Linked DNA regions of Homo sapiens: region 1 is linked to region 2. A link is an interaction called in ENCODE POLR2A ChIA-PET data of the cell type or tissue named here. Cell type or tissue: K562. All regions are shown on one strand. Each heading gives the region's core, and the rest is flanking DNA. Links, peaks and the distances in the headings are about the cores only.

Evidence for each region. ChIA-PET counts read pairs that join two places held together with the same protein. Peaks named below come from ENCODE experiments on the same cell type or tissue, not always from the same donor. Only the 100,000 strongest peaks of a DNase experiment are listed, where the experiment ranks them.
Region 1: POLR2A ChIA-PET joins it to region 2 with 5 read pairs; 3 of 35 experiments call an interaction of 5 or more read pairs at or near these places.

The regions. Positions count from the first base shown.
Region 1 is chr6:14,721,500-14,737,307 of GRCh38, reverse strand. No RefSeq gene overlaps it. Among named protein-coding and RNA genes, the nearest start is that of LINC01108, 440 kb to the right of the region's middle. RefSeq lists a silencer at 907-986 and enhancers at 4,299-4,418, 3,260-4,459, 5,682-6,881. In K562, for the core only: no CTCF peak of the experiment used is centred there; DNase peaks (open chromatin) are centred at 8,517 and 9,254.
Region 2 is chr6:14,777,035-14,792,842 of GRCh38, reverse strand. No RefSeq gene overlaps it. Among named protein-coding and RNA genes, the nearest start is that of JARID2-DT, 460 kb to the left of the region's middle. RefSeq lists enhancers at 7,244-7,795, 7,611-7,905, 7,796-8,347, 8,348-8,899 and a silencer at 7,611-7,905. In K562, for the core only: a CTCF peak has its summit at 4,969; no DNase peak of the experiment used is centred there.

The sequences.
Region 1 (15,808 bases), core at 6,051-11,050, 58 kb after region 2:
ACACAAATCTGTCTCTGTTTCTTGGGGAATGTAACTGAGTACCCGTCCTATGACCCCTTACCTCAGTCCCTAAGTTAGAGTCCCATCCTCTGGGCTATTGATTGCTCTTTGTTAATTTCTCCTTAAGCACTTCTCCCATTGCACTCTTGCAGAGCATGGTCCTAGCGTCTCCCCCAGTGACCGGGATCTCCCTGAGGGTAGGAGGCAGTACGTTGTTTTTCTTTGTGTCTGCAGCACCATTCCCAGTGCTTGGCTTTTGGTACATGGTGAATGAGCAAGTGTGAAAGGGGATCACATAGTAGGCAGAATAGCATGGGGAAGAGGGTGAACTACGGATTTGAATGAGAGCGTTATTGACAAAAATGAAATAATACAGGCTCTTCTATATCTTCCAATTGAAGGGACATTCCTATTGAACCTTTCTATGTATACACCCATAAACAAGGCTCTCACTTTGAGGTCCCATGCAGTTCCTGTCACTTTAAGCACCTTGGGAAATTCCAGTGAGTTGAAAGAATTCTGAACTTTATTTTTCCTCTTGTCCTGTATTCGTAAGACTGGTCTTCCTTTGCTCTCCCCTTCCTTCATTCTTTCTTCTCCTCCCCTTCCTTCATTCTTTGTTCTCCCCTTCCTTTTTTTCTCACCATTTTTTCCATCTAGGTCGAGGACTAGTTTGTTGCCCAGGGAATTACAAAAAAGTGGTGGCCAAGGACTAATCCTCTAGTAGTCTTATTCTTCAAGAAGTTGAAGAAAAAGTCGAGTGCCCTTTCAATTCCTACCCTTCTCTGATTTATCACTCTGAAAGTAATGATGTTCAGCTTTCTTGCTCTAGAGGAATGATTCAGGTAAAGCCCCACTGAGGGCAAAAGGTAATCTGTACCAGGTTTCAGAGTTACCAGTGTAATCAATCAAAATGTGTCATTAAGCCCCTGGCTGCGTGTTCTCCAAATGGAGTCAGTAACACCCAACCCTTAAGCTTATGGGTTAGGGGGACCTCCCCACCCCTCCCTTCTGTTTCACTTTGATGGGGTCCACCTTGGATAAACTCTCTGGTGCTAAAAAAGTACTGAGAAGTGACAGAAAGTTGCTTCACATCTACTCTATTTTTCAAGAAAAACATTACTATTTTCTCTGAATATGGAACCACCCCAGTGCTTCTGTGAAGTGGAGCTGGGTTATTCAGAGGCCCTTTCTGGTTTTATCTTGTCTTTCACACACTTGGCAGGACAGGTATTCTGATCTCCAGTGCATAACTGAGGACAGAGCACATGGAGGGCAAGAGACCTTGAATAACTATAGAGCTGCTTAACTCAGCACTGGGATAGGAATTCAGGACTCCCTACTCAAGGTCTGTGCCTCTAGCACTAGTCCACACCAAGGGCATTTCCTTAACGGTGGAGATTTTCTTCATGAGTACATTCATTCCCCTCAGACTTAAAAGTTGTCACAAATCCCAAAACTATACAAAGCATGAGCATGGCATTGGTGGCTGTGTGTGTGTGTGTGTGTGTGTGTGTGTGTGTGTGTGTGTATGTGCGCTGGGGGCAAGGGACCTCAACCCCACAGAGACTTAGCCTTACCTGTTGTAGGTAGCTGATGGGAACATTTGTTCCCTGCTGTCCTTGTTTCTATTGGGGACATGTTTCCATTGAGTAAATCCCCTGGCCGCCTGCATCCTCTCTCTCCTTCACTTCATTGGAGGAAGAGGAACTTCAGTCGGCCTGGGAGAAGCAATGGAAGATGTACGCCTCACCTATTCCTTTCTCTCTGGGAAGAGCCTGAGGAAAGTAAACATCCTCTGCCCCTCCAAGCCTTAACTTTTAAGTGGTAAATCTCCATGTTGCAAAGTTTCTGTTTGCCATCAGTGGTACAATATTAACAAGCCCAAGGACCTGAAATGATAGCCACCAACCAAGACTTTGTCAACTTAAAAGAATGGTGATATTTTCCCTCTATCTGCCTGATTCCTATTCCTCTTAATTGGCTCAGAAGTTGGGCAGGAAAGAGGGGTCCTATTTATTGGGTACCCTAAAACCCCAACATAAGGGAAGTCTTTTCTGGTTTCCTCTGGGAAACCTTAGGTTCAACAGTGGCCTGTTGTGGATAAAGATCTACTCTTGGGGGTGACCAAGGATTTGGGGGCAGGAATTTGGAATGAGAACCCAGGCAAGCTGAACTAAAATGCTAACTGGGCAAGGGTGTCCTGTCTCCAGTTTGATGACCAAGGGAAGGTCCTGACTCACTTGGGGCTTATGAAGGGTAACAAGGGGGACTTCTCAGTAAATCAACCACTCACTCTTCATGTGACAGTAAAAGCAGTCATGGAACAAACAAACTTCCTGCCAAGGCTCCTTCTTGTTACCGCAAACTTTCAAGTGTGAGTAACCATGTGAGCAAGGGGGAACCCAATAATTACTAGAATAATTCCTTTGTGTGTGCTGAAGTTCAGTTCATATCTGACCTCCCCAGCCAAAAGTAATCTCTCTTCTCCAGACTTCTACGTCCAGTATCTGGAACTTGCATTTGAGACTTACTATTCCTGACTGGCTTTATTATTTGCTTAGTCATTGTGGTGGTGGTTCTTGCTTTTTGTGCATTTTATCTCCAGTCCCAAAGATTTTAAGTTTATTAGGCATAAGGACCATGTCGTATATCTCCTTGTATTTTCCCTGACCATTCAAGGGCCTAGCATAACATTTACTTGCATTTGGAAGTGTGGAAATAAATGAAGACCAACCAAATAAGAATAAGCACAGGCTGTTTATTCAGAGCTACTATCGTTTGTGTTTTGGCAGAGACTCAAATGCGGGCAGAGGAGTGGGAAAACTTCATAGTAGAAAAAAGGGAGGCTCCAGGTATGTGCTGATTGGAGGCTGTTGGTGTGGGAAGCTGGAGGTGGTTCACTAGAAGCACAGATGCCTATGTGATTGCTTAGGGTGCATATTTGCCTTTCTCTGGTTTGTCCTAAGTTGGAAGCAGGGACAAAAATCAGGGAGGCTGTCCATTGTCAGTCAAGTTCTGGCCATTTGGAGCTGATTCTTACAGGGGTTATTGTTTGGCTTCCTAACTTGTTGATAGAGATAGTGGTTAGACTTCTAGAGGTCTGGCTGATGATAGCAGGCTGGCTTCCTGGGCCGATTGCTGTTGCTAATGGGTTGGTGTCCTGGGCTGGCTGCTGTAGATTGTAGGTTGGAGTTGTTTTTAATTATGGCTTGGCCGTTGTCCATTTGTATATTCAGTCTCTTGGTGAGTATCAATAAATCTTGCTTGATTAACTAATAGATTGTTCTGACTATGGGTTGAAGCATGCCCTTTGAATTAATATTATTTCTCTTTCTCCTCACTGCTTGATCAACTGTTTGACAGGTATTCTCCATTTGATTTTTATAACATGACCTTAGAAATAGCGCAAGGGAGAAGGAAACTTGCTCCATTTTTGCTCCTTTTCTTAATTACCTCTTTACAGACCCTATCTCCGAATAGAGTTACTGTCTGAGGCTCTAAGGGTTAGGGCTTCAACATTTGAAGTTTGGGAGGCAGTGGGGCATAATTCCCCATCATACTCTTTGAGGGCCTCATTTAACTGAATATGCTCAGATCTATCTCAACTCAAACACACTCTGAGCCTTTGGCCTGGATGCATCCAAAAGAAGTGAGTAGAATGCTCAGGTGGCCTGTGACTTGCCGTGATTCACTGACCAAACACGAAGGAAGTGGAGCAGATGGTCACGCCATTAGAAGGCAGTCTCTCCTCAGGGAAGTCAGTCTCGTGGATTCCAGTGGCCCTGAGAATCACGATGCTAGTCTTCAAAAGAATAAGAAAGACCGATAAAAGATTGCTTCTGCTCTAAGTTGAAAGTGGCTTATGGCAGCTTCTCTCACCCCATTGACCAAGCCCATTCGCTAAAGCCCGTAACAAAAGGATTTTCCCCCCTAACATTTAGAAATGGCAAAAAGCAAAGAGATGAATCATCAAATAGGCAGAACGCTCTTCCTACACCTCTTTTACCTGAGCAAAAACATGACTTCCTGAAAGAGTACAAAGAGAGAAAATTGGTAGGAGATGACTAACAGGGGTGACTGTGCTGATGCAAAGAATGTCAGGACAGCATGAACTTTAGAAACAGGCAAGGTTAGATGCTGAAACGGAGGCGGGTGAGCACACTCCCTCAGGAAATCAAACTCAGGGAGAACCGTGAATAAAAGGCTCCCCAGAAAAGACGTGAGTGTGTAACTTACTTGACATTTCCACCAACGTGCAGCAGTGGGTTGGGTATGATGGTTCTAAATACCCAGTGACACATATTTACAAAAGAACTGTGTGGTTTTATTTTAAATGACAATGTCTTCTTAATCACCCCTCCGTACTGCCTGTCTGCAGCACTGCGAGTCACCAGGGTTCTGTCTTGGAGGAGCACTGTTTGGTCATGAGTCGTGTGCTGGCAATGTCTGGGAAGTGAGGGAGGGTCAGCAGCTCATGACCGTAGGCTCCAGGGAGAGCAGGAAGCTCTGCAGGATGCATGTGTTATGGGTTGAACTGTGTCCCCTAGAAAGATATGTTGAAGTCCCCACCCCCAGTACCTTGAAATGTGACCTCATTTGGAAATAAGGTCATTACAGATGTAATCAGTTAAGACAAGGTCATATCGGGGTAGGATGGGCCCTTAATCCAATATAACTGGTGTCCTTAAAAGGGAACTTTAGACACTGAGACAGAGACATACAGAAAGAATGCCATATGATAACAGAGGCAGAGATTGGAATTGTGAACCCCAAACATCTGAGACAGGTCTCAGTCAATTTAGGGTTTATTTTGCCAAAGTGAAGGACTTGCCTGTGACACAGCCTCAGGAGATCCTGACAACATGTGCCCAGTGTGGTCGGAGTACAGCCTGGTTTTGTACATTTTAGGGAGACATGAGACATCAATCAATATATGTAAGATGTACATTGGTTTGGTCTGGAAGGGCTGGACAACTCAAAGCAGGGAGGGGGCTTTCAGGTCATAGGTAGATAAGAGACAAACGGTTGCATTCTTTTGAGTTTCTGATTAGCCTTCCCAAAGGAGGCAAGGAAATTCCTTGTGGACAAATTGTAAGGGAGGTACGTAGCTCTTTTATCTTAGTAGCTATCTTTTAAAGAATAGAATGGGAGGCAGTTTTGCTCTAAGAAGTTTCCAGCTTGACTTTTCCCTTTGGCTTAGTGATTTTGGGGTCCTGAGATTTATTTTCCTTTCACAGAATAATGCATTTGTAGTCCAAACGTTGCCAGCAGACACCAGAAGCTAGAAGAAACAAAGAAAGGGTTCTCTTCTACAGATTTCTGAGGGAGCAAGTGCCTGACACCTTGATGTCAGAACTCAAGCCTCCAAAAGTGTGAGAACATAAACGGTTGTTGTTTTAAGCCCCCCAATCTATGTTACTTTGTAAAGGCAGCCCTAGCAAAGGAATACAGCCCATCATACATTGTGGTGAGCCCAGAGCTTCACACCACACATTTCCTGCTCTGTGCCTTCTAAAGTATATTTTTCAAAGGTCTTCACTTTCAGAAACTTGACCTTTTTCCAATTTTAAAAAATGATACAAGACCTTATTGTCTTCTACCCTCTTACCTCAACATATTGCACAAAGGCTGCACAGATCAGAGCTGGAAACTGTCTACCTGTTTTCCATGGTGACATCCTCTGTAGTCTCAGCTTATCACTGACGACCTTGGGCGAGTCTTGAGGCCTCCGTCTCTTCATTTGTAAAATGAGAGACTGGAACTAAAGCAACTTTAGCCTGAAACATTGGTAACCATGACTCCTCTTTTTCTTCACTGGTTTTTTAGACTCCAAGATGATGATTAAGGTGGGCCCTAATCCAATCTGACTGGTGTCCTCGTAAGAAGAGAAGATGAGGACACAGACAAACACAGAGGGAAGACTGTGTGAGGGCACAGGGAGAAAATGACTCTCTACAACAAGGAGAGAGGCTTCAGAATAAACCAATTCTGCTGACACCTCTCAAACTTCTAGCCTCCAGAAGAGTGAGGAAATCCATTTCTGTTGTATAAGCCACCCAGTTTGTGGTGTTTATTATGGCGGCCCTAGCAAGGGAATACAGAGGGAGACAGGTTCAGACATGTAAAGCGAGCCTTTAAAAGACACCACGTGCACCAGTGGAGCCCCAGGCCCAGGCCCCACAGACCTTGCCTCCTGGTCCAGTCCTTACTTTATCTCAGGATGTGACATTGCGTTTCTTATGGAAAAGATCTCACTAACCTACTTCATTTAGGAATGCAATTTAATTGGCAACTCAACGGTGATGTCGCTTCTTTTGCCATTTTTCTGCAACACCAAAGGAAAAAATTTTAAGCCAGCTTTTTTTAGCTGCAAAGATGACAAATGTTATCAACAATATCCAACCAGAGTATATTTTCATCCCTTTTCATCCCGTCACGATAAGCCAGAAGTATTTGTTGCCAGAAATGGAAAACAGCTTGTTCATCAGCCAGATGATCGCAGTGCTCAGAAGTTCCACTCGTTTGCCATGTGTGAAAAGTTAAGAATTGAAAACAGACAGGCTTGCTCTGCTTAAACCGTGAGTTCTGTGAAGCAAGAGAAAGAGAAATTTGGATACTAGGAGAAGAGTTGTGAGATGGTTTCGACGGCAAAGTGAACAGGGCCTTTTCACATTATTCTGAGATGGGACCTCTGGGTTGATTTGATAGTGGATATGACTGTTCTCTAATTGGCTAGAAGATGAGTCTAAAGTTACCAACCACCGGAGGATACTTTTGTGTTCTAGAACAAATTCCAATGTCCTACACAAATGTGATGCTGGGGACTTCTCTGTTACCTGACACCAAATTTCCTAGACATTTCCATTATACTTCCTCTTCCTGATTATCTTGAGTGGGAAATCTCCATGAGTTCTTAGTAGAAGGCAGAAGTATACAGTGGACCTGGGCCTTCATTAGAAACCATGAGACTTCAAATGAGAGCCTGAATTATTCCTTTATGTTTTCATTTATGTGAGAAAATAAGGGATATTGTTGACTTTTTATGAGATTAAGTTACCCAGTTATCCATCCTATTATTATAAGTTTTAGTGTTTGCAAAGAGATTTCTGATCGTTTTTATTAGTCTCTTTGTAATAGCTTCAGGGACTTTTTGACAAAAGAGAGAACCATTTTAAGCAGTAGAAATGTAGGCTTACAGAGGTCAAATGGTTAATTTGAGATTGCCCAGCAAAACAAAACAATACGAAAAAGAACACCTGAAGAAAAATCAAGATTCATACTCTGGGCTGTAATTACCATTCTGTAGGTTTCCGGAAGCTCATATAGTCACATTACATTTTGTTCATGTCGTTAGAAATCATTTGCAGTTCAACACTTAGATTCCCTCCTGTGTTTGATTTGCAAGGTCTTGGAAGTTAACTTGAACTCAAGGATTTGTCTACCTAAGAGAGGCAAATAGAAAAACCCCTAAAGCCACCTGACCTGATTCTTCTTTGTTAAGACCAGCTCAGAATAGAGTGAAATAAGCAAGCTGCAGAAAGACAATGCTACGTTGAGTTCCACTTCCTCTTGATAAATTCAGAACAGCCAGTCCATCTTAAGGGTGGATGTTTTTAGCAGCAGGGAGTGGTAGTTGGATGGAGGCAAGCGGATGGAAAGGAGGAGAGAGGAGAAGAGAGACAAACTCAGGTGCCCCAGAAAAGTCCACTTTCTCCGTCCCCATTCAGGCCACCTTCATCTTCCCCCACCCTCTGCTGGCCTTTCTGGGGGCTCAGGTTTTGAGCTGACTGAGCCCTCAGCGGGAGACCACAACGCATTTTCAGATGAAAGGACAACCCTGAAGGTACCTATTACATGTCTGTGAGCAGAGAAACAAAGGCCCGGCTGCTGACACCCTCCCACTAACTTGAGTTTTAATGGTAGGTTTGATTTCCTCACGCTTAGCTGAAAGAAAGGGAAAAAACTAAGCGGAAAGAACGAGGGTGTGGGTATCTGTGGTGGTGGGGAAACGACAGCTGTTGTATTCATGGTTAATCAGGTGTGTCTGGCTTTGTGTCGCATCTGTCTGCTACTGTTGCCAGGCCACATGTGAAAGGGAACCGAGGGGAAGGGGCCATTCATGTTCAAAGCCAGTAGCACTGACCTCTGCCTCGTTCTCTTCAGGGTAGGAAAGCTTGTCTATTTAACTTTCCCTATTATAGGAAGCTGTAATTCTACTCTATTAGCCCACCCTAACCATTTTGGCCTGACAAATGCAAGCTGCATCCAGAATGCCATAAATCTGCATGGGAAGGAGTCCTCCTCCCTCCTTCCCATTTTTTTCCTTTGGGGTTCGGTTCGATTTGTCAAACAAGAGAAAACCAGCAAGAGAGAGAAAAATGAGAACTCAGGGCATCTTGGTTCACCTTCCATCTTAAATGGGCCTAGGGACCGAGATGGGGGCTGGGAGGCACCCCAAGGTCAAGCCTGGAGCACTGGTTCCCCCTCCAGATCTGTTTATCTCACGAGTCCCACATGCGTGTGGTGATTGCGTCAGACCTTAGTCATCTCCCTGGCACCAAATCCTCCTCCTGGATCCTTGATCCCCCTCCTCCTTCTCTGCCCACATACAGAGGGACCATGATGGAGGAGGGGAGGCTTCTGGCTTCTCCTGGAGCCAGGCCTGTGTTCTAGATATTGCTGGCCCAGGCCTGCCAGGCACGACTCTCCTCTCTGGCATATGGAGAAACAGCTGAAATGGAAACAACCCCCAATGCACCACATTGCACTAAAGCTTAGCGTCAGAGTTCAAAGGACTACTCCAATTGGAGATCAAACTGATCCCTCCCACTGTGGCCTTTTTTGAGGGGGTCCATCACAACCCTTCGGGGGTGCTTTTCTCCAGCACTTCCGCTTCAGGGCCAGCCCTTGTGTTTCTTGGAGTAAATGATTGCTGTCAGCATTTCCAACACCATGGAGTTCTGGCTCCAACTTTGGCTTCCTGGAGAATGGGCCATCATAGACTTATTACAGGGTTCAGAAGAGCTTGCCATCTGCAATCTATTTTAGTTGTCACTGCCTCTTAAAATAGGCACTAACTTTTATCCCATCACATTAATTCCTCTCATGTTGAGGCTAGAGTCGAGCTTTTGGGGTGTGTGTATGCACGTAACTATCTTTTTAAAATCAGAAGGGTTATTTTCCTAAGACATGGGTTATCAGCAGCACAGCTGAGTTTCCTCTTTCTACTGGCCTGTGCTGATGAAGTTGGTTGCGTTATTGACCTGCAGCTTTGGGGTCAGAATGCTTTTGGTTCCCTGATGTAGAAGGACATTGCAAAACTATCCCAGTGCCCTGTGCACTGTCTTTCTCTCTCTGATACTCCCCAGATCTCCAAATTTTAATGGTGTCAATAGACATAACTCATGCTCCTGCTAGAAGCCTAGCACCCTGCTAGGCTCTGTGAGGACTTTGAGAATTTGTCATCTTGTGAGACGCCATGAATAATGCAAGAAATAGCAAAACAGGTCTGAAAATGAAGTCTAACTAAAAAGTGTACAAATCCTAAGTGTACAGCTCTATGAATTATTACTAAGTGAATATGCTCACGTAACCATCACCTAGATTAAGAAACAGAACATTACCGCCACTGGAAACTTCTTAAAGTTCTACCTAGGTGGACACCTTGTTATATCTAAAACAATTCTACAACGTGATTGGGAGTGAGATTTAGTTCTTAATTATGTGGCTATGGAAATGTAGATTTTGAAAGGTTCCCATTGGCTGGAAGAGATTTGCCCATGGGAAGATTTTGAGTATGCCCTGGGCTGGCCTGCTGAAGTTGAACTTTAGAGAACCCGGGCGGGCTGGCTGTGCAATGCTCTTGGCTCCAGAGAAGGACATGCAAGATTCTGGCATCCTTTTTAAAAAAATTGTGGTAAAATATACATAACATAAAATTAATCATTGTAATCATTTTTAAGTGTGCAGCTCAGCAGTGTTAAGTACAGATTGTTGCGCAATGATCACCACCATCCATCCCCAGAGCTCTTTCATCTTGAAAAACGGAAACTCAATACCCATTAAACAGCAACTCCCTATTTCCCTCCACCCCCATACCCGGTAACTACCATTCTACTTTCTGTCTTTCTGAATTTGACTACTGTAGGTACCTCACAGAAGTAGAATCATGCCATATTTGTCTTTTTGAGACCGTTTTATTTCACTGAGCGTAATGTCCTCAAGGTTCATCCATGTCATGGCATGTGTCAGAATTCCCTTCCTTTTTAAGGCTGAATAATATTCCACTGTACATGTGTACCACATTTAGTTTACTCATTCATCCATCCAGGGACTCTTGGGTCACTGCCACCTTTTGGCTCCTGCAAATAATGCTGCTTTGAACATGGGTGTACAAATTACCCTTATGCACCTTTCCATTCTTTTGGGTGTATACCTAAAAGTGGGATTGCTGGATCATATGGTAATTGTATCTTTAGTTTTGGAGGAATTACTATATCATTTGCTGTAGCAGCTCACTATTCTGGAATCCTTTTCACCTGGACCATTTCCTCCTGACCAGCCTCCTGGATGGCATTAGAGGGAGCCTGACACGTGGATTGAGGTGGTGGCAATAGTGAGGATGGTGGTCTGTACTCTGTATGTGCCCGTTGTTGGGAATCTAGAGCAAATGGGGCAGGATGGAGTGTGACACCACAATCCATGGTGGAAACTTGAGAGTTCACTGAATAGAGGGGGAGGAATTTATTTATTTACTTATTTTTATTTTTGAGACAGGGTCTTGCTCTGTCACTTAGGCTGGCATGCAGTGGTGCAACATAGCTCACTGCAGCCTTGAACTCCTGGGCTCAAGAGATGTTTCCACCTCAGTCTCCTGAGCAACTGAGACGACAGGCCCACATCACCACACCTAGCTATTTAAAAAAATTATTTTTATTTTGTAGAGATGGGGTCTCATTATGTTGCCCAAGCTGCTCTTGGTCTCAAACTCTTGAGCTCAAGTGATGCTCCCACCTTCAGCCTCCCAAAGTGCTAGATTTACAGACGTGAGCCACTGTGCCCAGTCTGTGGGAATAGTTCATTTTGCACAAAGATAAATGCTTTTCCCCCTAATTTGTGGGAGACTGAGGTTAAAGGAGTCCTTAATAACCAGGTATTCAGAGGCCTTCTGCCTGTTCAGTGTATCACCTCCAGATTTTTGGGGGGCCTTTAGGCGTAAGTGTTGAGATATTTATAGAACAGATTATGAGCTTTTAAATAGATTACCTAAAAAAAAAGAAGAAGAGAGAGAGTGAGGGAAATGGTAGCCAGTAAACCAACTGAGGAAGGCACACACCTTTTGCCTGATAGGGATGTCGAGGAGAGGGATGCCACTTGAATACGAAGGTCGTTCTTGGGCTCACGGGTGCAGTCGTTTGGGTTTAGTGCTGGCTGCTGATGCCAGAAGCACTCAGTATTGAACATTCAGGGGCTTCTTCAAACAATTTTAAGTATTTCTGTTTTCTAAATCTTGATGCTTTATTGCTAGGGATAAGCTCACATTAATATCCACTGGAAGGAAGAACTATGAGGATCACCAGGGTGAGGACCTTTAGAACTGAAGAAGGACACATTATTATTGCTAAAAGAATATCTGCTTCTTCCCAGTTCCTTCCCTTTGGCCTTCTCCCATTTCATTATAGGAAAAAAAAGCTCCATGAAATTACATATTGTTTTCTTAAATTTAAAAGATACGTATGGCTGCCACCTAAAGTCTGTCAAGGAAAAAAAATGTCCTACCCCAAATGGTAACCATTATTTAACAGTTGTTTTATTTTCTTCCAAAACGCTCTGTATATATTCACTGTGCTTTTGAGGCAGCACAGTTTAGTTCTAATTACTTACAACCCAAACACCACCAATTATAAAAATATACAGATACTACCCGTATGCAACTCTTTACCATTATAAACTACTTTCACATATAATTGAACCTTATCAAAATTGAAATTAGTAGTAGTCTTTTTTTTTTTTTTTTTGAGAGGGAGTCTGGCACTGTTGCCCAGGCTGGAGTGCAGTGGTGTGATCTTGGCTCTTGGCTCACTTCAACCTCTGCCTTCCGGGTTCAAGCGATTCTCCTGCCTCAGCCTCCTGAGTAGCTGGGATTACAGGCATGCGCCACCATGTCTGGCTAATTTTTGTATTTTTAGTAGAGACTGAGTTTTGTCATGTTGGCCAGGCTGGTCTCAAACTCCCAACCTCAGATGATCTACCTGCCTTGGCCTCTGAAGTGCTGGGACTACAGGTGTAAGCCACCAAGCTTGGCTGAAATTGGTATTATTCTTATTTAATAGAAAGGAGAGGCAGGGGAGATTAAGACACTTGTTCAAATTTACACCACATGTTAGAAAATGGAGTTGGGACAAGAATCCAAGTCATTGAAGTAAACTGTAGGTCCACAAGCCTTTCTCCTCCACCATAGAATCTGGAGTGAACATTGGAGGCCAAAGTGCCTTACAGAAATACTTAAAGGAGCTACCAAGTCACTGGCTTCATAAAGCTGACTAATCTTCATGTGTCCATGGTGTCAGTTTATGAAACCCTTTATCTTATACGAGGAGGCACACTGGACTCACTAAGAATTGCAATGAGAATTGAGTTTATTGGAATAGGTATAACCTCAATAGAATCATAGAGAAGACAACTGAGAACCTGGAAAACATTTTTAGTATTCATGAGTGTGTTGGCACCAGCTTATTTATAAAGTTGTTTTGACAACGTGTGTGCCTTAAACTTCTATTTATAAGAAGTAAAATGGAATCATCTTCTTACCCTGCTGAGTTGCAAATTCTGTTTTAGGGCAAATTTTTAATCTGCCTCTTTAATATAGAGCAATAGATATATTTTTTTTCCTGCTGAGTTTATTTTTTCAAGTACATAAGTTAATTAAGAACCATTTACCTGAAGATATGTTTTCTTCCTTATGAAGTACATAATGAGAACATGGCCACAGATGTTAGGTAGTGACAGAAATGCCTGTCTGGAAGGTGAATTCTTTAAATTTTTTTTATCTCACAATAGCTGTATAGAGAATTGTTGATGGTTCATGTTTTATTTCCCTTTGTTATAAAATTTTCATAGTTTGCAAAAATAAAAGTTATGGGCTATGTGTCCTTTATTTGATACTCCCTGTGAGAAAGGGTAAGATAGAAGATTCAGTAATGGCCAGTGTTGGTGGAAGAGACTGCTGCTTGTAACCAGTAGAGAGGAACGGGGGGTGGGGAAGTTTACTTCAGCACTGTATTGATTAGAATTAGATTCTTCTTTATAGGAGACAGAAATATCTTATATAAGTGGCATAAAAATATGAAAGTAAATGTGTCTTTTACATAAAAGAAATTCAGAGTTGCAGTCTATGGCTGGTATGGTTCCTCCATGAGGTTTTCAGATACTCAGTTTCCTTCTAGTTCATTAATCTGTCATTCTTAGGTTATAGCTTTTGTCTTTATTGTCTTCATGATTCAAGATGGCTGCTAGAGCTCCAGCCATCATTCCTTCCTTCCTTCTTTCCTTCCTTCATTTCTTTCTTTCCTTCTTTCCTTCTTTCTCTCTTTCTCTCTCCTTCCTTCCTTCCTTCCCCCCTTCCTTCCTTCCTTCTTTCTTTCATTCTTTTGTTCTTTCTTGCTCTCTCACCCAGACTGGAGTGCAGTGGCACAATCACAGCTCACTACAGCCTCTAACTCCTGGGCTTAAGTGATCCTCCTGCCTCAGCTTCTCGAGTAGCTGAGGCTACAGTTGCACAGTACTATGCCTGGCTAATTTTTAAATTCTTTGTAGAGAGAGGGTCTTGCTTGGTTTCCTGGGCTGGTCTTGAAATCCTGGCCTTGATCTCCTGCCTTGGCCTCCCAAAGTTGCTAGGATTACGGATATGAGCCACTGCACCTGGCTCATGTGTGTGTGTGTGTGTGTGTGTGTTTTTACAGAGGAACTTCCTAGAAATTCCACACAATACTTCTGCTTATGTTGTATTGTCCAGAACCTAGTCATATGGCCACATTTACCTGCCAGGTAGGCTGGGAAATATATGTTGTGGATGGCAATAAGCTGAAATAAAAATTGAAGTTCTGTTATTGAAAAGGGGAAAAATGGATTTTTTTTTCCAGGAAGAACTTTTTATTAATATAAAGTTTTAAGATATTCACCAGTCAGATCTAAACTTACTCATTAAACTCTATTTTTAAAAAATGAACACACTGTACTGCAGTGAAAGGCAGGAACGTGGTTTTAGACACTGATTGAAAACCAGTGTCTTCACGCACTGAGAACAGGAAACATTCTGCACTGCGAACGAAGTGCACAGTCAACAGGAAGACACACACACACGACAGAAAGCCCCCAGTGTGAGTGACCGTGTACCTGGGCAGGTGACAGGATGCCCAGGCCGTGGCTTGGACATGGCTGCCACGCTGCGATGCCTGCTGGGCCCCACAAGGACTGGGGACACACACAGAGCCCAGCTATACACTGTGATAGAGTCCACCCATTTTGCTACCCTATACCCATGTGCACTGTTCTCCTACCTTCCTGCTACCTGGATTGTGATTGTAAGGCCTGGATTCCAAGATGTTAACTTGATAATAAAAGCCACACACAATAGAACAGTAAGATGCAAGGCACATGCATCCCTGGCACTGTGGAGCTGTGGACAGACTAGCTCTAGATTTCCACGTGAGAGAGAAATACCTCTCTATTTTGATTAAACCATTTTGCTAGAGTTTTGATGGTTGCAGCTGAGCCTAATCTTAACAGATACAAGCATAATATAAACTTATAAAATAGTGTTCTTTTTAAGATTGTGTCTTACTTTGCCTACCAATGCAGGTGGACTGACCATCTGCCTATCCAGCCTGGCCTACCATGTGATACTAGGTATACGAAGTTGGCTCAGAAGTTAATTTCACTCACGGGAGCTTCTGTTCTAGGAAGAACAAACAAACCAATGCAGTAAAGGGACTCCCATTGCTTTAATGGAAATCTGTATAAAAGAGAGTGGTGCCCAGAGATATTTGCTATATGCTCTACTGCCATCTTAGACTAGGAAAAACCAAAACCAAAACAATGCTGACCATAGCATATTTTTTTCATCATTGACATTATCTTTATATTAATCACTTGTAATTATTCCTTGAATATACAAAATCTGACTATTGGTTTTTGTTTATATTGAGAGAATGATGACATCAGATTAAACATTAATTTTCCCTTGAGAATCTTTCAATACAATTGGAGTAGAATTTTTTTTTTTTGAGACAGGGTCTTGCTGTGCCACCCAGGCTGGGGTGCAGTGGGGCAATCATGGCTCACTGCAGCCTCAACCTCCTGGGCTCAGGTGATCCTCTTGCCTCAGCCTCCTAAGTAGCTGGTACCACACGCGTGCACCACCACACCTGACAAATATTGGAAAATTATTTATAGAGATGAGGTCTCCCTATGTTGTTCAGACTGGTCTCAAACTCCTGAACTCAAGCGCTCCTCTTGCCTCGGACTCTTAAAGTGCTGAGATTGCAGGTGTGAGCCACTGCACCCAGCCTGGAGCAGAATATTTTTACATAAAACTAAAGAGAGGTTGGCGACTTATAATCGTGTTCAGGAGGTAGCAAATGTTTTACTTAGGTGAGAAGAAATATACTTTTCGTGTTGTCATAGAGTAAGCCCAATCCTTATTTACTTTTGTTACCATTGGCATGACAACAATCATTGGAGCATCTTTGTCTTCCAAACATTTCTTATATTATTTACTTTTTCATAGCAACTTAAAACGGAAGAT
Region 2 (15,808 bases), core at 3,560-8,559:
ATTTTAAACCCATTCACGTAACTGTGTTGATGTTGCTGAAGTCTAACCTTCTTTCCTCCAAATCTCCTCTTCCTGGTGACGACATGGGTGAGTGGAGTGGCTAACTCTCTGCAGCTATCTGCTAGGACATCTACAGTCCAAAGCAAGGAAGGAAATAAATGAAAGTTCTTGTTTCAAGAGAATTCTCTCAAAGTGAAGCTCCAAATGTCTGCTGTTGTCTTTGTTATTTTGTTCAGTGAGGATTTTCTTGGTTTCTGCATGTCTGGCTTGGTGGATAATCTTTTGAATGTGGAGGGATACTTTAGACTGGAAACAATAGCATCTTAGGCATTAGAAAAGCTTGAATAATTCATTTTTCATACCTGCTGCAATGTGTTAATGACCAAAGGTTGCACAAAACATGAAGTATTTGGATCTCCTGATACGGAAAGTTAGCAAAAATGCTTCTTGCTCTTTTCCACTGCTGTTCCAAGCTCACATCTGTTTGGAACTGAACCGTAGCATGTGTGCTGGGGAACCTGTATGAAATTAACTTTTATAGCTGCCTTTACAAGCAGGATCTTTTATTGTCTACAACTTGGCAGAGATTCAGGAAGTTCCCAAAATGATTTATTGTCATATGTGCCTATTCTATGGTGGATGATGAAACTGATATATTATTGAACATATGCAGTCATTCTGGTTAGAGACAACAGATCATCTAAGCCTTTTATACAAAAGGATCAAAGAATTCACGTTGTGGAAAGGAAAAAAAAGTTGAGCATTTTGTTTTAAGCAAAATAATTACTTGCAGGAACAAAACATTTGTTCCCAATCCTGTAATTCTTTTCTGTTTGCCAACATAGTAAAAACTTATTAGAATGTAGAATACATTCTTTAAGTAAATATTTAAGGTTATATTTCCCCAATAAATGTTTGATTACATTCCTATAATATCTGAGATAGTTAGTTCTGTTTATTAGGCCATGATAATAAGAATCAAAGATCATAAATTTAAATTTCTTTCATGTTACTGAATGCAAACCCTCTCACCGAAATTCTTCCAGTTAAACAGAGGGGCCCCTTTAATCAGACCAGTCATGCTCCATATGGTTGCAAGAGGAATTCGGTGAAATGGTGAGCAATGCAATGGAGTTTCTACTAAGAGAAAACCACAGAAGCATGTTTTTCTGTTGTTGAGTCAGGAGAATTTCCATACATAAAAGACAACACATTCAATGACAATAACAACAACAACCTAACACTTAATTACTTCAAAATACAGAAAAGAAAAAGATTAAATGTAATTCTAGGATATGCATTTATAGCATTGAAAGCATTTAATCCTATGTCAAAATCTGGAGCTTTGGAATTCAATGTGTCCTGTCTCAGCCAGATAGCTAATTGACACATTCATATTTCAATTGGAAATGGGTAGTCAAAGTTCTGGGGGTTTCAGATGGATTTGGAAATTAAGCTACGTGACTCCAGATCTTACAAGGCTGTGTTAACCAGTGAGAAGATTTAGATCCAATTTTCTAGTTACAATGTCAATGGAAAACATTTGATTTATAGTGTCAGTGGAAAACAAAAAATAAATCCCTAGGTATTATGTAAACATTTTCTACAGGGTCATTTATAAGGCAAAAGTGAGGGTAGTTACTTCCAATGGAATTAGATCCAGCTTTTGTTTCTTTTAACAGTGTAGACACCCACATTTTTGGAACAGAATTTGGAGCCCGGTTTTGGGATCCTGCCTAGTCTCCACTAATCCTCTTCATTCCAGAAGCACTTTCTCTTAAAAATGGAAGTAATTCATGTAATTGCTACCTCATTCATTTTCATAAGAAATTTAGATATCAACAGATATCATTTGCTTTCTACAAATAGAAAAATAGAAATGGAATTTAAGGGACTTAGCATGGATTACAAAATTATTTAATATTATCCCCCAAATTCTGGCATTACGTTTCTGTCTATGAGCTGAGCTTGGAACCAGGCTGAGTCCTAGTTGAGTAAGTGCCTTGGTTATATTCAGAATTTGCTTTCCCTCATCTTAATCTGTTAGGCTGATGGTTTGACAGGGTTACATGTTAATAAACTTATTCCTGAGACAGGTAAGTTAGCTTCGTATAGTGAAATAATTTTTTGTAATGGTGGACAAATCTCTTAACTCCGGCTAATAACCTCAGAATAAAATGATCCTGTTCCAAAATGGGTCAGGTGGAAATAGATGTCTCTGTACACTCTTAACTTAAGGCTGGAAGCAAATGATTCAAATGCACGTGTTACTGTCAGGCGTGTCGTCTTTGTGTGTAAAGAAGGATAGCACATTTTCAAAGGGCTTTGAAACAGTTGAATGTGGGTAATGTTAATTTGGTGTAAAACTTCAAGTGGCATATTACTAATGCCAAAGAACAAAGCAATTGAGGATCTGGTAACTAATTACTAACAGCACTGTCACTATTTTATGTAAGTGTGAACAAGAATCATATGTTTCTGATAGTTCATCCTTGTTGATGTACTTAGTGTTACCGGTGAAAGTGTGATAATGAACAGCTAGTTGATTACTGAGAGCTGCCGTGGACTCCTCTTGATAGCAGTGTTTTGTACCCATGCCCAGAGGCCCTGGGGGCAGTGGACATTCTTTAAATAAATGAAAACACTTAATAGATGTTGTGATTTAAAAGCACTATCACAGACTTGAATTAAGAGACCCTGTCATAACAATCTGAAGCTAATGACACTGTGATTTGGTGTTGCAGGAAGCTGTGGAGACTACCAAATGGACTCGTCTAGATTTCACATGCAACGTGGCTCTGCCTTCCCTGAGCACTCTGGGCCTTTCCATGGAGACAGAATGAATAGATAATGGTGAGTAGGGGGGAGCTATATTAATTCAGAGATTCCAGGAGGGGATGAGGAAGATCAAATCAACAGCTGTGGATACCTGGTTTGTGTGTGTGTGTGTGTGTTTAAGAACACTTTATTCAAGAATCTGGAATTTACCTAATGCTCATGATAGGACAAAAATGACTCTATTCCCAAAACTAGGTGATTATGGATTGAAAAGACCCTCGACCAAAGGCTAAAGGTTTGTGTGTTAAAACATAAAAGGGATACTGAAAACATAAAGACAGAGCAATTCCAAGAATTTAGAATCACAGAAGCTTAAATGTGGGGCTAGGAGGGACTTAAAGGTAATTGTCTAATTTGCTGCTGTCTAGCTGATGAGGCCCAGTGACATGAAGAACTTGCAGCTGGTTAATGGGAGAATTAGAATTAAAATCAGCCTCCTAACTCCCAGGCCAGTGCTCTTTCCAGCACATCAATCCCTTAAGAAAATCCAACTCCTAATCTCTAAGCCCCCCTTTACCAAAAAGCATCTGAGTGTGATTTTATCTTTGGGTAGATCACCATGTAGATAACTAGTCTTGTGTGAGACACATCTCATTCCCCATTGTAAATTACTAAATTTACTCTCTGGGATGAATCATCTCATATGCCACTGGGAAGCTTGAACCACTTCCTAGGACCACTGGACTGGGGATCAAAAAATCTGAGCTCAGGCCGTATTTCTGTCAAGTCACTTAACCTTGCAGGTCTGTTCTCTTTATGTTCTCTTTATGAAGTTAGAAGAATGTTTGGGTGATCCCTCAGGGCCCTCTCAGTTCCAAATTGTTAAGATTCTATTTAAACACGTTTGAAGGGGAGACAATGGGGGACAAGATGGTGACTGTCTTTTTATATGCAAATGTACATTGTAAGTTCCAAAAGGGAGTGTGGATATGAACTGCTAGTAGAGGAAATGGACCCAGGTGGCTTGACAGCACCAGTGAGCAAAGCTGGGAAAGACCTAAGAAAGAGGTCTTTGAACAAAATGATGTTTAGATAAAAGGAATGACAAATGAACCTGGTCAACAGAGAATCTAGATTAAGCTCATTGAGAGTCCATTGGCTGAGAACATAGGAGACACTAGATTGTTGAATTTCTCTAAGTCTGGTCTAAAAATGGGATAGGAAAGGAAAATTATTCTATGATCACATAGGTTTTTTTTTTTTTTTTTTTTTTTTTTTTTTTTTTGATGGGGTTCTGCTCTGTCACCCAGGCTGGAGTGCAATGGCACCATCTCAGCTCACTGCAACCTCCACCTCACAGGCTCTAGTGATCCTTCCACCTCAGCCTCCCAAGTAGCTGGGACCACAGGCATACACCACCAAGCCTGACTAATTTGTCTTGTAGTTTTTGTAGATACAGGGTTTCTTCATGTTGCCCAGGCTAGTCTCGAACTCCTGAGCTCAGGGAATCCGCCCACATTGGCCCCGCAAAGTGCTGGGATTATAGGCATGAGCACAGCGCCTGACCCACGTCGGTTTTTATAACATTGAGTAAAACAAAGTTAAATTGGTTTCTTTATGAAGGCCTTCTCAGAACCTTTAATATGATAAAATGCTTTGGGAATCTCCAAGGTACAGAATTTCCCAGATCCATTTGGCCACGGATCACACTGTTTTGTGGTACATTCCATGAGAAATGCTGTCCTAGAACTGACCTGGAGAGAGGGGGAAGGAGAGTTCAGGGTGACACTTTAGAACTTCTGCAGGGATGTAGATCAAAGCTGAAAGGTAAAAACTAAGCGCTTCAAACAGGTTTCCTCCTCCAAACACCAAAGTAGGTTATGAGCATATCTGAGCCTGGGACTGGAAACTGTAAGGTAGTAAAAATCTATGGGAGAGACAGTGACCTTGAAGTGAAGGCTTACAACGAAGTACATGGCTTTTAAAAGGAGGGAGTGGGTAAACTACTCTTTGACTGTCTCATACTTTCAATGATTCCAAATTAGTTGTGTTGCTTATATGGTTTCGTGTTATCCTGGGCTGTAAATGGTATCCACAGCAGAACATCCTCACATTGACTCATTTTTATATGCTTTTATTTATTTTTTTTTGCAAAGATCAATTTTGCAATGTGAGTAAAGGGGGCAGGCTAGAGCTGAGAACTGGGTCTTGGGTGAAGACATGGAATGTCTGTGCTGGAAGGGACCTGGAGTTCTAACTTGAGGTCCCTGGATGTGCATCAGAGGATCAGTGGATTCATGTGCTCAGTTTTGTGAGGATGTGCCCGTCTGCTGTTTCTAGGGGAACAGTGTAAATGGCTTTCAGCAAATTCTCAAATGGGCCTCTAATCCCCAAAGCAGTCAGCAATGCCTTACTGAGGCTTATTTTACAGGGAAAGAAACTGAGGCTCAGAGAGATAAAACAGTTTGCTGGATGTCAGCATGATGGCTTTGATCTTTGGTTGCTGGCAGGAGAGTTCCCCTGAGAGCTGGTAAGCTGTAGGTACAATAAAGAATCTGCTGAGTGAAACTTGACCATGGGTTTTGAGGTTGTCCTCACCCCTGAACTGGAGTAGGCTTTAAGATACGCATTGTACTCCCCATTTGACAGCTAGAATGCAGAAAATACAAATTACTCAGAGTTACCGAAACTTGAACATTTGCACTAAAAGCCCTAAGTCTTGACTCTCCCAAGAAATTACTCACAATTAAAGTGTTATACATTCCATAAACAATATGCAAACAAATCTAGAAATAAATCTGGGTTTTAAACATGCAATAATCATGAAAGGTTTTCTCTGTTTTCAGGATCACTGTGTGTTTTGCCTTGGGTATCACAAGGATTTTGAAATAAAAAGGGTTTTCATTTTACCTTTTAGGAACATGATATAATTTATCTGCATGATTGCATTTTAATTAGCACTCCCATTGCCTTTTTAAACGTGCAAAGATATAAAATGAGCCAACCAAACAGGAAGACACATAGCCAAGGTGTTTGCTACTGTGCTGTTATTGAGCACAGCCTTGGGATGAAGCCTGTACCAGACTCAAGTTTTAATAGTGTGAACTGGTTCAAAATAAAGCCATTTGTATGCATAATATTTTACATAAGGGTTAAGCTGCCTTAGCAATTGTTGATAATGATGGATCTTTGCACAGCCCTGAGGATCTTCAAACATTCTTTGGGAGTAAATCAGGCATTTCTGCAATTAAAAAACCAACGTGTAAAGAATTTTACAGGGAGCATTTTAACACAAGTCTTAGATGGTGAGGTGATGACTCTGGGAACCCTAAAACTACATCAGAGTTGCACCTGTGTGGAGTTGGGTGTGGGGAGGGCAGGGGAAATAATGCAAACCACAAGAGTGGACTTAGTTTTGGAGGGAGGTGTTAACTCTCTTTATAGCACAGCATGAGGTGCTAGCTCAGCATGGTGTGTTCTGCTGTTCTGGGAGCCTCTACTTTTCAAAAATCTGAACTAGGTTATTAAGAAAAAATTAAAGGCAACGTAAAGAGAATTTGCGCTTCCCAACCTTGGAAGCCCTAGCTTGTAACACCTTTCTAAACAAGACCTTTGTGGGTTGAGTAGATGGAGTTCTGGCTGATTCCTTCAGCCTTTTCAGTTGTGGCCATAGGAGGTCAGATGAGCTGTAGCTCAGGCTGGTGGTCAGATGGCTATGATTGTCTGTTAGTAACTTGCTCTCAAAATTAAGTAGATAATTGTTTTAAATAATATGCTATGTGGGTTGGGCATGGTGTATCACGCCTATAACCCCAGCACTTTGGGAGGATCGCTTGAGCCCAGGAGTTTGAGAGCAGCCTGGGCAACATAGTGAGACCCTGTCTCTACAAAAAATTAAAAAGAAAAATTAGGCATGTGTGGTGGTGCATGCTGGTAGTTCCAGCTACTCAGGAGGTTGAAGTGGGAGGATTGTTTTGGCATGGGAGGTTGAGCTGCAGTGAGCTCTGATAGTGCCACTGCGCTCCAGCTTGGGTGACAGAGTGAACCTCTGTATATATTTAAAAAAAAAAGGCTATGAATATTTTATTTAAAATCTGCATTAAGATGAAAGAAAATTGTTATTATATGACTTGTTCAACTACCAGCTAGTTAACTAAAACTGGGATTCATTGGAATAAAATGCATAAACCCTCCCTTTAAGTCACACCATGATCAAAAATCTCCAGAGGAGAAAAAAAATCACATACCTATGTAGCTCTAAAGAGAATGGAAGCAAATCTAGAACTAGTAACACAACTTGTTTAACAGCTGTGGTGTAATTGTGACACTTCATTGAACAAAACTGTTCAATGGGCAGAAAGATTATCGCTATTTTTTGGTGGCATTCAGAATTATGCTTCTTGCAAAGCATTTCCATTTTTGTAATAATACATCATGAGACAGTCCATCCAAAAAGTATCTTGTAAGGATTAGATTGCTCTAAACAACAAATATCAGTTAATAGTGTGAGTCGTCCATAGCTTTCAGGGCCCTAGATATGATAAATAGAGAAACTTGGCATCTGAATTCTTAATGCCTAAACAATGCGCCCTCAACTCAATAACTGACATTGATGATGGCAAGGGCCCCCACTGATGACTTACTTGGCTTCCTCCATCAAATTCCTCATAAAAAAGAGGGAGGGTTGAACAACAAAACAAGGGTGGCAAGCCCAAATCTTTGTCCATTCCAGGCTCTTCACCACTGAGCAGACAAATGAGAGTGAAAGCACAGACTTCCTGCTCTTTCTCTTGCAACCCATTAAGACTTCTCTCTGGTAAACAGGCCTGTGGTTGCTTTTGTTTAGTTTTGTTTAGTTCTCCTCCCTTCCCCCATTTGTTTAAAGCATTGAAAGTCCTACAATTGCTGTGGCCATCATTCTCCCAGACTACAACCTGCACAATGGCAGGGTTACAATGGGAGAGGGAGGCTGGCGGTGATTCCTTTGTGTTTCAGAGAGTTTCAACGAATTTGTCAGGCTGCAGCAGCTATTGCCGTGTAGGTACTGGGCGCCAACCGGTAAGCAGCAGGCTCTTCCGGGTTGATCTGCAGGAACACGTTTTTGCCTTTTAATGTGTCGTGAAGCACGGGTAAGAAGCTCTCGCTGAGTCCTTGCTAGTTCTCACAGTTCTGACTTATGCCCTGAAAACTGTGCAGAGAGCTTGGAGATAGGGTGTTAAGACCGGCAAGAACATCCAGGGCTTTGTGGATGCTCCGTACCCGCCCCCACCTCCTCTGCTGCTGTCACAACCCCACACCATAATTGGCAGTACTTCTCAGGCTTGGGTGGAAAGAGAAGGCAGATAGTTGTAAAAACCAGATAAGATGCACTAATACCAAGGGCTTTAGTTAAAAAATCTTCATAGCTTTTTATTTCCCAACCACCACATTCTCCTAAGACTTGGGTTTGGTCACCTAGAATGTGTGCGATCTTACATGAATCACTAACATGCTCTGGGTTTCAATATCTTCATCAATAAAATTAGAGTAGTTCTCAAAGTGTGGTCCCTGGAACAGCATTCTCAGGGAAGTTGTTAGAAATGCAAGATTCTTAAACCCCAACAGAGACCTACTGAATGGGCCACGCTGGGTGAGGTCTAGCTATCTGTGTAGTTTTAACCAGCCCTTTAGGGAATGCTGTTGCAGGCTCAAGTTTGAGACCGCCTGAAATAGATGATCTTGTGCATTCTTTCTAGCACTGGCATTTCTTTTTTCTTTTGTTTCCTTTTTTTGTTTTTTTGAGACGGAGTCTCTCTCTGTCGCCCAGGCTGGAGTGCAGTGGCGCGATCTCGGCTCACTGCAAGCTCCGTATCCTGGGTTCACGCCATTCTCCTGCCTCGGCCTCCCGATTAGTTGGGACTGCAGGCGCCCGCCACCACGCCCGGTTAATTTTTTTTTTTTGTATTTTTGAGAGGTGACAGCGTGCCGGCAGCCCTTGCAGCCCTCCCTCGCTCTCCGCGCCTCCTCGGCCTTGGCGCCTACTCTGGCCGCGCTTGAGGAGCCCTTCAGCCCACCGCTGCACTGTGGGAGCCCCTTTGTGGGCTGGCCAAGGCAGGAGCTTGCAGGGAGGTGTGGAGGGACAGGCGCGGGCAGGAACCGACGCTGCGCCAGGTGCTTGCCGGCCGGCGCGAGTTCCGGGTGGGCGTGGACTCAGTGGCCCCGCACTCGGAACGGCAAGCCGGCCGGCCCGCAAGCCCCGGGTAGTGAGGGGCTTAGCACCTGGGCCAGCAGCTGTTGTGCTCGATTTCTCGCGGAGCCTTAGCTGCCTCCCCGTGGGGCAGGGCTCGGGACCTGCAGCCCGCCATGCCTGAGCCTCCCCCCGCACACCTCCCTGGGCTCCTGCACAGCCAGAGCCTCCCCGACGAGCGCCGCCCCCTGCTCCACGGCGCCCAGTCCCATCGACCACCCAAGGGCCGAAGAGTGCGGGCGCACGGCGCGGGACTAGCAGGCAGCTCCACCTGCGGCCCAGGTGTGGGATCCACTGGGTGAAGCCAGATGGGTTCCTGAGTCTGGCGGGGACTTGGAGAATCTTTATGTCTAGCTAAGGGATTGTGAATGCACCAATCGACACTCTGTGTCTGGCTCAAGGTTTGTAAATGCACCAATCAGCACTCTGTGTCTAGCTCAAGGTTTGTAAATGCACCAATCAGCACTCTGTGTCTAGCTCAGGGTTTGTAAATACACCAATCGACACTCTGTATCTAGCTAATCTAGTGGGGACATGGAGGGGAGGGACATGGAGAACTTTTGTGTCTAGCTCAGGGATTATAAATGCACCAATCAGCACCCTGTCAAAATGGACCAATCAGCTATCTGTAAAATGGACCAATCAGCAAGATGTGGGTGGGGCCAGGTAAGACAATAAAAGCAGGCTGCCAGCGCCAGAAGTGGCAACCTGCTCGCAGGTGTTTCCACAGTGTAGCTTTCTTCTATTGCTCTTTTTAAGAAATCTTGCTGCTGCTCGTTGTTTGGGTCCACACTGCGGTTTATGAGCTGTAACACGCACTGCAAAGGTCTGCAACTTCACTTCTTAGGCCAGTGTAGATTATGTAACCCACCGTGAGAAATGAGCAACTCCAGACGCGCCACTTTAAAAGCTGTAACACTCACCGTGAAGGTCTGCAGCTTCACTCCTGATCCCGCGAGACCACGAACCCGCCTAAAGAAAGAAACTCCGAACACATCCGAACGTCAGAAGGAACAAACTCTGGACACGCCGCCTTTAAGAACTGTAACGCTCACTGCGAGGGTCCGCGGCTTCATTCTAGAAGTCAGTGAGACTAAGAACCCACCAATTCTGGACACATTTTTAGTAGAGATGGGCTTGCACCATATTAAGCAAGATGGTCTCCATCTCCTGAATGGTCAGCCTGCCACGGCCTTCCAAAGTGTTGGGATTACGGGCATGAGCCACTGCGCTCGGCCAGCACTGGCATTTCTAATGATTTAGTTTCAGTTCATCAAGCCAGTTCGAACCCAAAGCTCTACACACGTGATAACGTTTTCCAGAGAGACTTGTCAAGTGTATCAGCTGTGAGCATCCGTGCTGATAAACAACAAGAATTAGAATCATGGGATCAAAGGAAAACTGGAAACCTGAACCAGCTCGGCTGGCTAAAAGCCTTTCCTTTCAGATTGCTATATTGCTCTCAAGTTGCATTGAAATGATTTTGCAGGACAATGGTAAGTACTTGACTTCTGTTACACTGCTCTAGGCACCATCTATCTACTTGGATGTGCACATTTGCTTGCTCTGAAAAAGAGCTCTTTTTGTTTCTTTTTCCCTTACCCAGGGAGCAGTTTTTGTTTGATAAAGTCGGCTTGAGAACACTAAGAATGTGGTATGGCTCCACCTGTTAAAGTAACCGCTATGTTGTATCGAAGGCTGGGAAGATGGGCCCGCCTGCAGCAGGTGTCAGAGCTACGACAGCGACATTCAGACCCAGGCTCCACTGCACATGCAGTTTTTCTTGCCTCTTATGCTCCATTCCCTCCCTCCTCCTTACTTGTGTAACTTCTTATCTTTTGGGCATCAGTTTCTTCTGGGATGCTCTTCCTGAACAGTCAGGTTAGGAGCCCCACGTCAGGGTCTCTGGGCGCCCTGTTCTTATCTGTGTCACTGCCGTCAACAGTGTGTGTCATAATTGCCACTTGACTCAGCCATTGCACTTCCTCAGCCTACATCCAAGAGGAAAGAGACTGTCTCTCATCCCTCATTTCACTCCCAGGATCTATCACGGTGCCTGGCACCCAAGAGGGCATCTGTGATGATTTGTTTATGGAGAATGACTCCATGTGTCCTGGCCACCCTCTGTTAGATTAATTGTTCCTCTTATTCATGCATTTGTTAAATATTGACCAATCAAATATCCATTGTTCAAAAAGTAGGCGTTGCCTAAAGATGGGACAGAGTACTGGGTCCTGTTAGGGATTTAGAGAGGAGCTCATTGCACCCTCCCCTCAAGGACCTTATGGCTAGTGGCTTCCCTGTCCCTGTTGTGTTTGTTTTTAACCCTCAGATGCAGAAGTCCAGGCCACAGCACACTCTAACCTTTGATTTCTTCAAGGCCCTCCTTTGTTTTCAGGCTTTGCTTTTATTCTCATCCCCACCTCTATTTTTGTCCTCTTTGTAGGTAACCAGTTTAACACGTTTGTTTGTAGTATTTTATTTGCCTGTATTCTTGTAAGATGTATTGTAAACGTGTTTTGCATTTACGAATATGGTACACAAACAACCTCCTTCTGCTTCTCACTTTTTCTGCCCGGCATGTTGTCGTGATGTGTGTTGCTACGTGTGGGGAGGAGGTGGTGTCTTCTCGCTGCTGTATAGTACTCCAGCCTGTGCTCCTCTGCTGTCTCATCTGCTTCTGCAGTGATGAGGCCCTGGACTGCCTCCAACTCCCCATTACACAAGTGCTGCCATGAACATCCTTATACATGTTCCCCTTGACTTATGGGAGAATCCCTAGGAATTAGCGGCATACAGGGATGCCCTGTGTCTCAGGGACAGGATTGCTGGGTCATAGCATACGTCCATCCTTATGTTGGCTGAGTGCTGCCAGATTCTTTCCAGAATGGCTGCCCCAATCTTGTAGGCTGGCAGGAGTTCCTTGTATGTATTCTAGATCGTAGTCCCTTGTCAGTTTTCACATTGCAGATATCTTCTTCCAATATGTTGTTTGTTCGCTTTGTTTATGGTGTCCCTTGCTTTAAAAAAAAATCCTTTGATTTTTTTTCTTTTTTAAAAATGCATGACAGAGATTGATTTGGAATGGCCCTAAATGATCCTTTGATTATGAGCAAAACCAGGGAGCTTTTTACCTTAACTAACATAAATTTTGCTATGTTTCGAGACATAGGCATAGATAGCATTGCACACAGGTGGACCTTAGCATGCCTGAATGAGTTAATCAGTAGAGTTTAAATGCAGAGAAATCTTTAAGTATTAATCTTAAAACTATCTAAATGTCAGTCTGTTTTGGAGATAGGGTTACAAGTGTTGTAAATAGGAAGTCATGCACATTTTTGATAAGCCCTGTAAATCATCAAAACAAAATAAAAGAAAGGAATACTCTTGAGAAAGCATTTGTCACCCTGGGGCTCAGGGGCCAGGTCTCAGAAAGGCTGAGAGAAAGAGCCATATTGGTTTTCCCTTGGGCAGGCCTCTGCTTACACTGTTTGTGAGAATTCAGAAGCAACCTCCTTGGTAGTTCCTATTGGCTCTGTGTATTTGATCTTGGCCAGCAGGTAGCCTGTTAGAGTTAGCAAAGCTTCCAAGGATTGTATTTTTTAAAAAATATAATATCTTGATATGTGTCAAGAGCATGTCTTAGTTCATTTTCTGTTGCTATCACAGAATGCTTGAGACTGTGTAATTTCTAAAGCAAAGAGGTTTATTTCTTACAGTCCTAGAGTCTGGGAAGTCCAAGATTGGGAGGTCTCATGATCCAATCATCTCTTAAAGTCCCCGCCTCTTAATACTGTTACATTGAGGATTAAGTTTCAATATGAGTTTCAGAGAAGACAAACATTCAAACCATAGCAAGGCCTTTATGATCCAGTCCCAATAACAATTTAATTCAATCCTTCCAGGCCCTCCTTCCTTCTGTTTGATGGAAAGCCACATCAAATCCTATATTGCAGTTCCCCTTAGCGTGCCACCTGTGTGCCCAGGCTGGTGTCTCTGCCTGGAAGGAACATCCACTTCATGGACTTTTCCCCATGCTCAAGGCCCAGCTTAAGCTGCATCTCATCTATGAAACTCCATACCCTTCCCCTTGTGCCATCCACATGCTACTACTGTATCAAGTACACAGCTCAATTAGTGCAGATACTGCAAGGTATTGCAGTTATTATACATCTGGCTGCCCCAGTTCCACTTAACTTTGAGCTTCTTGAGGGAGGAATAGGGTCGTGTTCACTATGCGGCACCAATAGACCCTCACACATACACAGAGACCCAGTAATTCTCTCCAACGTGAGAGAAATCTGTTTTCTTGCCCATTAAAGATTACCATCTGTTAACCTTGATCCTCAGGCTTTTAAAATACCAACTAACTAATCTGATGAGTGAATTCATGCTATTGTGTTACGGGTTTAGTGTGTAAAATCTTCTACATGATATTTACGTCTTAAAAGAAAATTTTTGAAAACAGAGGACAGGACTCATTAATATAGAAGAATGACTATAACAATGGAATTTATAAATAGCAACACATTGACTAGGAAGGGTAGGGGATGTTTGGGGGTAGGCAGTTCTTTCAATGCCGTAAAAATTACCCCACCTCTACAAAATATCGATATTTAGGGATGCATTGAGTTTGTACACAGAGTTAGTCTTTTCCTCCAAGTTTCTCAATAACAGAAGTAGATAAATATATAGCACATGAAATCTTTGAGTACCTATGAGTCAAATTTAATCATGACAACAACACACTGACACTTGTCCCTGAATAAGATGTGTTTGATGATACGTTTTGTTGCTAGAAATTTGCTGCTGGAGGAGGTAGAAATAATGTAGGAGGCATAGGAATGTTTCTCTTCAAGATGAAGATTTACTTCTTAGGATTCTCAGTGGGGATTTTCTTTCCTGGCTTTTCTTTTTCATTCCTGAACATCAGCGGAAAGGTCCTTAATCCATGAATGCGGACGTCAGCTGGACAGGTCAGCCCTAGAGACAGGATGCTCCATTGGGCACGTAGGCAGCACTCTCTCTCCATCTCCCTTTTCTATCTGTTTTTGTATTATTCTCCTTTCTTCTCTTAGCTGGATGACTTTATCTGCCCCTCAGTCTATCTGATAGAAAACACACACCTTAGTGTCTACCTCTTGCTATTCCAAAGTCCTGGGGTCTGGAATTTGAGATTCTCACTGGTCTGGCACGCGTCTGGTGCTCACTCTGGTCCCAGTCAACATGGCTCGGAGTATGGGGCCGTGTTGAACAGGCATGGCTACCGGGAGCTCCCTGTGACCAAGGCAGGAGTGGAAGGGAGCTCTGGAAAGAAGACCTGTGCACGCACTGTCACCAGCGTCCACTATGACAGCAACCTTTATATGCGAAAAGGTTTTCTGGGCACTCGCCAGATCATTTTTGAGAAATACCCATTTCTCTTTCAGCCCAATACTCCAAAGAGGAGAAAGAAATGGACACAACTTGGAACATGTTATGATAGGAGTCCCTGTTCTGTTATAGCACACTTGTCTTGGTATCACAATATACCTACATATGTGTGTACCTGTACAGAATTGCATATTGTCAGAGACTGTAGTGCAAACATATATCCTCTTGGGAATCCAGCATATGAGCTTCCCAATACACACCCTACACAAAAATCTCCCAAGGAAAGCAAATAATTTCAAGTTTTAGGAAAGAGCAGCGATTTGTTATGATAATAGCGTTCAACAAGTATAGCATTCTAGATTCAAAGGAAATGCCTTGTGGAAAAAAAAAAAGTGCTAAAATGGCTTGATTGGGGTTTTAATGAGAGTTTGTTTCTCCTCTACTCCACCCTTCATTCTCTCCCACCCCCAGTTATTTTCTCCAGCAAGCCAGTCAAGAGCCCTGTGCTGGGAACACTGAGAGAATGTTAACAATTCAACTCTACCAATTAATTGCCGCAACTTTCTCCATCCTGCTCAGCAGGGTCTCTCTTGCAGGCTGCTGAAAACCTAACAATGCACTTTACCGTTGTGAATGCGTAATGATGTGTTCATCAGGGGGCTTAAAAACCCTTGGGGCTACAATATCCACTTCTCGGCACCCATTATAGAGGCTAGAGTATGTCTTACGTGACAGTAAAATGTGAAGCAGGAATGCCGTCTTTAAAGAGAAAAGGCAACACCCAGGAGATACAGGAATCGCACAGTCATGCTGACTTAAAATACACATGTAAACACTCACTGTGCCCCTGGTGTCCTGTCCATAAATAAAATGGCTTGCTCAAGAAACCAGGTTTGAAGTGGAGGTTTGCCGTCACTCCCCAGATCTGTATGGAAGTGTCAGAAGTGGAGTCAGCTAGTTAGTTCACCCCAATAGGTACTGAGAGCTATTAAGTCTGTACCACTGTGTCGGGAGAGACCAGGAGGAATCGAGCAGGTATGAGTCTTTCTTTTTTTCTTTTTTTTTTTTTTTTTTAGACGGAATTTTGCCCTTGTTGCCCAGGCTGGAGTGCAGTGGCACGATCTCGGCTCACCGCAACCTCCGCCTCCAGGTTCAAGTGATTCCCCTGCCTCAGCCTTCTGAGTAGCTGGGATTACAGGCATGCACCGCCATGCCCGGCTAATTTTGTATTTTTAGTAGAGATGGGGTTTCTCCATGTTGGTCAGGCTGGTCTCGAACTCCCGACCTCAGGTGATCCACCTGCCTCGGCCTCCCAAAGTGCTGGGATTACAGGCGTGAGCCGCTGCGCCTGGCCCAGGTACGGGTCTTTCATATGGAGCTTCTAGTCAGTTATTGGTGACAAAGTGCAGAGGTAAAGGGTGAACAGATTTA